Linked DNA regions of Mus musculus: region 2 is linked to region 1. The links are chromatin loops, found by intact Hi-C in ENCODE. Cell type or tissue: heart. All regions are shown on one strand. Each heading gives the region's core, and the rest is flanking DNA. Links, peaks and the distances in the headings are about the cores only.

The links. Peaks named below come from ENCODE experiments on the same cell type or tissue, not always from the same donor. Only the 100,000 strongest peaks of a DNase experiment are listed, where the experiment ranks them.
Region 2: it touches region 1 in a loop (6-fold over the local background); 40 of 42 quality-filtered maps call a loop at or near these places.

What each region holds. Positions count from the first base shown.
Region 1 is chr16:8,411,178-8,414,089 of GRCm38, reverse strand. Tmem114 (transmembrane protein 114) reads left to right here. Exons shown (of 4, transcript NM_029070.2): 3 at 1,852-1,989. Among named protein-coding and RNA genes, the nearest start is that of Gm24579, 9.8 kb to the right of the region's middle. In heart, for the core only: a CTCF peak has its summit at 1,674 (motif pointing left); no DNase peak of the experiment used is centred there; H3K27me3 peaks cover 800 bases.
Region 2 is chr16:8,672,757-8,675,668 of GRCm38, reverse strand. No RefSeq gene overlaps it. Among named protein-coding and RNA genes, the nearest start is that of Carhsp1, 2.1 kb to the right of the region's middle. In heart, for the core only: a CTCF peak has its summit at 1,262 (motif pointing right); a DNase peak (open chromatin) is centred at 1,258; H3K4me3 peaks cover 276 bases.

The DNA.
Region 1 (2,912 bases), core at 299-2,798:
GCCTTTAATCTCAGTGTTCAGGAGGCAGAGGCAGTGAAATGTCTGAGTTCGAGGCCAGCCTGGTCTGCAGAGTGAGTTCCAGGACAGCCCGGGCTACACAGAGAAACCCTGTCTTGAGAATCAAAACAAACAAAAGACGATGCACTTTTCCACATTGCCAGTACTGGAGTTACAGATGCTGCTGTTGCACCCCACTTTCTTTAAGCTTTCAAACTCAGGTCCCGATGTTTGTACAACAGGTGCTTAATGGACAGACCTATCTCTCCAGCCCCACCATGATTGGTGTTTTCCTTTCATGTACCGAGTCCCCAACTCACAGGCTCAGAGGATGGGCTATTTGTTGGCTCTCCATTTGACAGATGAGAAAACTGAGGTTGCAAAGCTACCCCCAGCTTGTTATGTTAGAACAGACACTGGAGCCCTGGGGATGGGAATGTGAGCAGCCGGTGCTCGGCCGATCCTGAGACACTGAGGGACACACGAGTGCCAGTGCGCCTGGTGGTTGAGGCTGTTGATTTGTTTAATGGCTTTTGAGGATTGTGTAGCACCGTGGTCTTGATGCTAATCCCTGTGTGCAGTCTATCAGCTCATCCACAGGGTGTACTGTCCGTGAGCTATTCATCTTTGTCTCTGGACTGTGGAGCTGGGCTCCTAGCAGACAGCATCTAGTCATCTGCTGAATTTAATATGCCCTGGGGGGAAGGGCCGAGGAGATGGTCTAGAGAGTAAAGAGCTTGTGGCTCAAGGGTGAGAATCCAAGTTCAAATCTCTAGCACCCGCAGAAAAGGTCAAAATTGAAAGGGCAATTTCCACCCATTCTACTATTTTTACAGATAGACCCCCAGATCACAGTCAGAGACTGCCTGTATGACAGGTTTAAAATCTTGTTCATTATCGTGTGTGGTGTGTGAACAGGTGTAGCACAGCCCACAGAGAGACCTGAGGACAGCTTTGTAGCCTTAGCTTTCTCCTCCTGTCTTCAGGCAAACATGGCCAGTGGTTTTGCCAATGGAGCCATCTCACTAACCCCTGTATTGCATTAATGTTTTATTGTTAAGATCACCAAGGGTTTGGGGTGTGGGATGAGATTAGATCCATGCCCCCCCTCCCAGGATAAAATGAGTCATGTGCCTTGAATTTATGATGTGTCTGTAATTTGGGACAGGACCAGGCAGAGGCAGAACATGAGTATAGGGTTTTGTTTTTGTTTTTCAAGACACAGTTTTTCTGTTTAACAGCCCTGGCTGTCCTGGAACTCATTTTGTAGACCAGGCTGGTCTTGAACTCACAGAGATCGGCATGCCTCTACCTCCCGAGTGGTGGGATTAAAGGAGTGTGCCACCACACCTGACCTTGTATGTTTTAAAAAATTAGTTAATTTCTCACACCTGGGAATGAAACCCAGGTCCCTGCAAGAGCAGCTCGTACTCTAAACCACTGAGCCATCTCTCCAGCCCCAGGTGTAGGGATTTTATAAGCTGTTCTTTCTCCACCGCCTCTGCTCACCACTTGTCACTGTCCTCAGCTAGAAGGGAACTAGATTTTCCCCCAGACTTGGTGGTGTTTATCTCTTAGACTTACTTGGTCCTTTGCATACTCATTAGAATAGCCGGCTCTTGAATCGGCACTGAGAGAATAAGTAAATAATACAACACTGCCCTCTAGGGGTTGCAGAGAGTAAGTGCAAAGATGCTCACAGTTCAGACCATGCATTCAGGAGTCTCCACGGTTCTTAACTACCACTAGAAGTAGTTGTGTAGACCTACTTTTGTGGGTACGTGGTAAACATATGTAAATGATTGGATGCTAGATATTAGTAACCCCCTGTGCCTGTTACCCTCTTCTCCTTAGCTATGCACGGGACATTCGTGATCTTATTGCCACTCAGTCTGATCGTGATGGTGTTTGGGGGGATGACCGGGTTCTTGAGCTTCCTCCTCCGAGCTCACCTCCTTCTGCTGCTCACCGGGATCCTCTTTCTCTTTGGAGGTAGGTGTACACCTGCCCGGGGCCTAGGCTCTACAGTTGTACTGATGGTGAACGCCGTGCTGTAAACCTCTTTAGGGGCAGGTCTCAGCTTCTCTAAGGGCTTCCCCCCATTGTGACAGTACAGTAGCTGGGAAAGGCAGTGGTTTTCAGCCTTAAGCTCCCCAGATCTCTGGTTCCAGGAAGGAAGAAGGACGGGGTAGGGCACAGCCTTAGGAGTCATCCCCAGCATCTCGCTGCAAAGCTGTGTCGTCTGCCACCTCTCTGTCTTGGTCTCCCAAGGATGGCCTTGGCTTCCGGTTTAGAGCTGTGGGCTGACACCCGCTGTCTTTGCTCCCTTCTGATGTGGGAAATCAGACTGACCAGGCACAGAAGGACACAGTGCACATGCATGGCTTCACTGGGTTCTCAGTAAGCAGAGCTCATGGTGAGACAGAACAGAGCCACAAGTAGAAGCAGCGGATGGGTCTGGGGACACGCCAGCTGTGTGGCACTCAGCTTCATTTAGCAGGCATAAGTTCAGGGATCTATTGTCCATTCTTGTGATTACAGTCAGTACCCATAGACCGTGTATCCATACGCCTTGCACTTGAATGTGGCCAAGAGGGTAGATTTTATGTGTTTCACTATAAAAAGAAGTTGTGTGAGTTGACCCATGTATTTAACAGTGTCTTAAGCTACTCCATGCACACACTTTACCGCCATGTGCATCATACTCTGAAAATGTGCAAGGTTTACTGCGAGAAAGTGACACACTTCAGGGCATGGCAGTACACACCCATCAGGCTGAGTGTTGATCTCAAGCTGAAGTCCAGATAATACCGTACAGTGTAACTTTTACAAACAGAAAACAATACCAAGTCAAGCCATACCTCTCAAACCCAAATCCAAACCACACCCTCCAAAAACCCAAACCCATCCTTAAA
Region 2 (2,912 bases), core at 103-2,602, 260 kb before region 1:
CCTGCCACCCGTCCCCTGCTCCATGTTCCTGCCTTCACTCAGCTGGACTGGACCCTTCTCACCCTGGTCACCAAACTCTTCAAGAGATGCGGTACCTTTAAAATAATCAGAGAGGGCTGGTGAGATGGCTCAGTGGGTAAGAGCACCCGACTGCTCTTCTGAAGGTCCAGAGTTCAAATCCCAGCAACCACATGGTGGCTCACAACCATCCGTAACGAGAGCTGACTCCCTCTTCTGGAGTGTCTGAAGACAGCTACAATGTACTTACATATAATAAATAAATCTTTAAAAAAATAAAATAAAATAAAATAATCAGAGAGACTCAGGCATGGTGCCATATGCCTGTGATCCTGATATATGGGAGGCTGGATCAAGAGAATCACAACTTTGAGGTCATCATCAGCTACTGAACTGATCAAGGCCAGCCTGGGCTATATGAGACCCCGTCTCAAATAGAGGCTCAGAGTGGGCGGAGGCTTCCATGTAAGCCTGGTGACCTGGAGCCCACGTAAAGGTGGGAGTTGTTCTCTACCCTCCAGAGCATGCGTGGTACAAGCACCCACCACCAATCTCCCTCTCTCTGCCCCCCGCACCCCCCTACACACACATGAGAATTTGAGGAATGCTAGGCATGGTGGTACATGCTTGCAATCTCAGAACTCAGGATGCTGGGGCAGGAGGATTGTTTTGAGTTTCAGGTCAGGAAAATCAGAAATTCCAGCTCATCTTCAGCTATATAGTGAGTTTGAATCTAGTGTGGATGACATGAGAGTCCATCTTATAAAAATAAACAAGCCGGGCGGTGGTGGCGCACGCCTTTAATCCCAGCACTTGGGAAGCAGAGCAGGCAGATTTCTGAGTTATACAGAGAAACCCTGTCTCGAAAAACCAAAACAAACAAACACACACCTGACTATTGCAGTGGTTTCCTGTTTCTGGTGCCTGGGTTTACAGGACCCGGAAGATGGAAGACTGATTCCTTGTCATGGGTCCCACATCATAGAAACATCTCAGCCTAGCTGGCCCCAGCCTCCCTGGAAAATCCACAAATTGTCTTGATATATCTATTTCAGAATTAGACGTAAAAGCTGGTGGGGTCCAATTAGGTAGGGTCCAGCCTTGTACAGGTCCTTAGTCCCACAGATACAAGTGTGGGAGCAGAGCTGGGGGCCTCGTCTGTAGACCCCAAGCCTGTTCCTCATCCCTGGCTACCAACCTCAGGAACAGGAACCCCTCATCAGGAGGACCCCCCTCACACTGTCTTCAAATTCCCTCTAGAGGGCGGTGTTGAGCCGTGAACAGGAGAGAGAGGGACAGGAACTGAGAAATGGGTTTAGGTGTAGTTCCCCTTTCTTGGATATCCCCGAGACTGTGTCCAGTGTTCTGCAGGACCTGCCTAGTGTTTATCCGAAGTCTCTGCCCTCTCAGATGGAGACAAGCTGGATGCTTATTTCACGTCCCGACGTCTAGCACAAAGTCTGGCATAAAGTGACATAGGCCAGGGGAGAAACGGCTTAGTGCGTTACAGTGCATGCTCTACAGGCAACAGATCTGAGCGGGAGCCCTCAGTGCCCACAGGAGTAGCCAGGCATAGCTGCACATGCTTGCAACGCTGGGAACTGGGGTTGAGATGAGTGACTCCTGAGAGCTTGCTGATGAGCTAAAATGGCAAGATTCTAGATTAGTGAGAGACACTGCTGCAAAGCAGAAGGCGGAGAACAGAGGAACACAGAATGCCCAACCTAGCACTAAACATCGGGAGGATTCCAGGAGAGTCGCTGGTCTTTGGTCCAGATTGGAAGGTGGAAAACGCTAGGTTTTGATGTTCATGAAGGATGGTGGAAGCAGCAACAGCAACAAAGCAGATGCACCCATCATGAAGACAGGAAAGCAAGCTGGCGAAACCCAAAAAGGTTTTACTGCTGTCTCCAGTTAGGGCGGCCCTTCTCGTTTTAATTTCCCTAGCCAAGAAGATATACACAGAGACTTGTCTCTTTAGGTGACTGCAGATCCAGTAAAGGTGACAGCCATGGTTCATAATCATACTGGGTCACAGAAGACTGCCTCAAAAATAAATAAACCGATCATGGAGGGGTCCAAAAAGCTTGTGTGACTATATACTTCAGTCTCCTCGTGGGCACGTGCCTGGGCATCTGTCTTTTTTTTTTTTTTTCCTTCCTGAATGGTGACTGTACCATTTTCTAGTCCCCCTGCCAGAGAGCCGAGGGAGCCCTTCTCTTTGCCTGAGGAGTTGGCTTTCTTGATTTTGATGGTTCAGCATGCCCTGGGGGTAGGTCTAGAGGGTCTCAGTAGGGATGAGCTATCTCTTGGAAGACTGGGGGCTGCTGCCTACCACACCTACAGGGAACCTCTTTCCCACACCTAGGAAATATGAATTTGACCCTGGGGGGGGGGTCACGCTGAGGGCTTGCTCTCTTTGTTGGCCATGGAGATAGATCACAGCATGTCTCTGTGCCTCAGTTTCCTTTTCTGAAAATTGGAAGAAACACCATTTACTTCCACAGATAAAGTATCTTAAGGGTTTCTATTGCTGCCATGAAAACACCATTGATCAAAAAGCAAACTGGGGAGAAAGAGGTTTATTTGGCTTACACTTCCATGTTTCTGTTAATTATTGAAGGAAGTTAAGACAGGAACTGGGCAGGAGCTGATACAGAGGCCATGGAGGACAGCTGCTTACTGGCTTGCTCCTCATGACTTACACAGCCTGCTTTCTTATAGAACCCAGGACCACTAGCCCAGGGATGGCTCCACCAACAACCAGCTGGGCTCTTTCTTCATTGATCACTAATTGAGAAAATGTCCTATAGTTGGATCTCATGGAGGCATTTCCTCAACTGAGGCTCCTTTTTCTCGGATGACTCTAACTTGTGTCAAGTTGACACACAAAA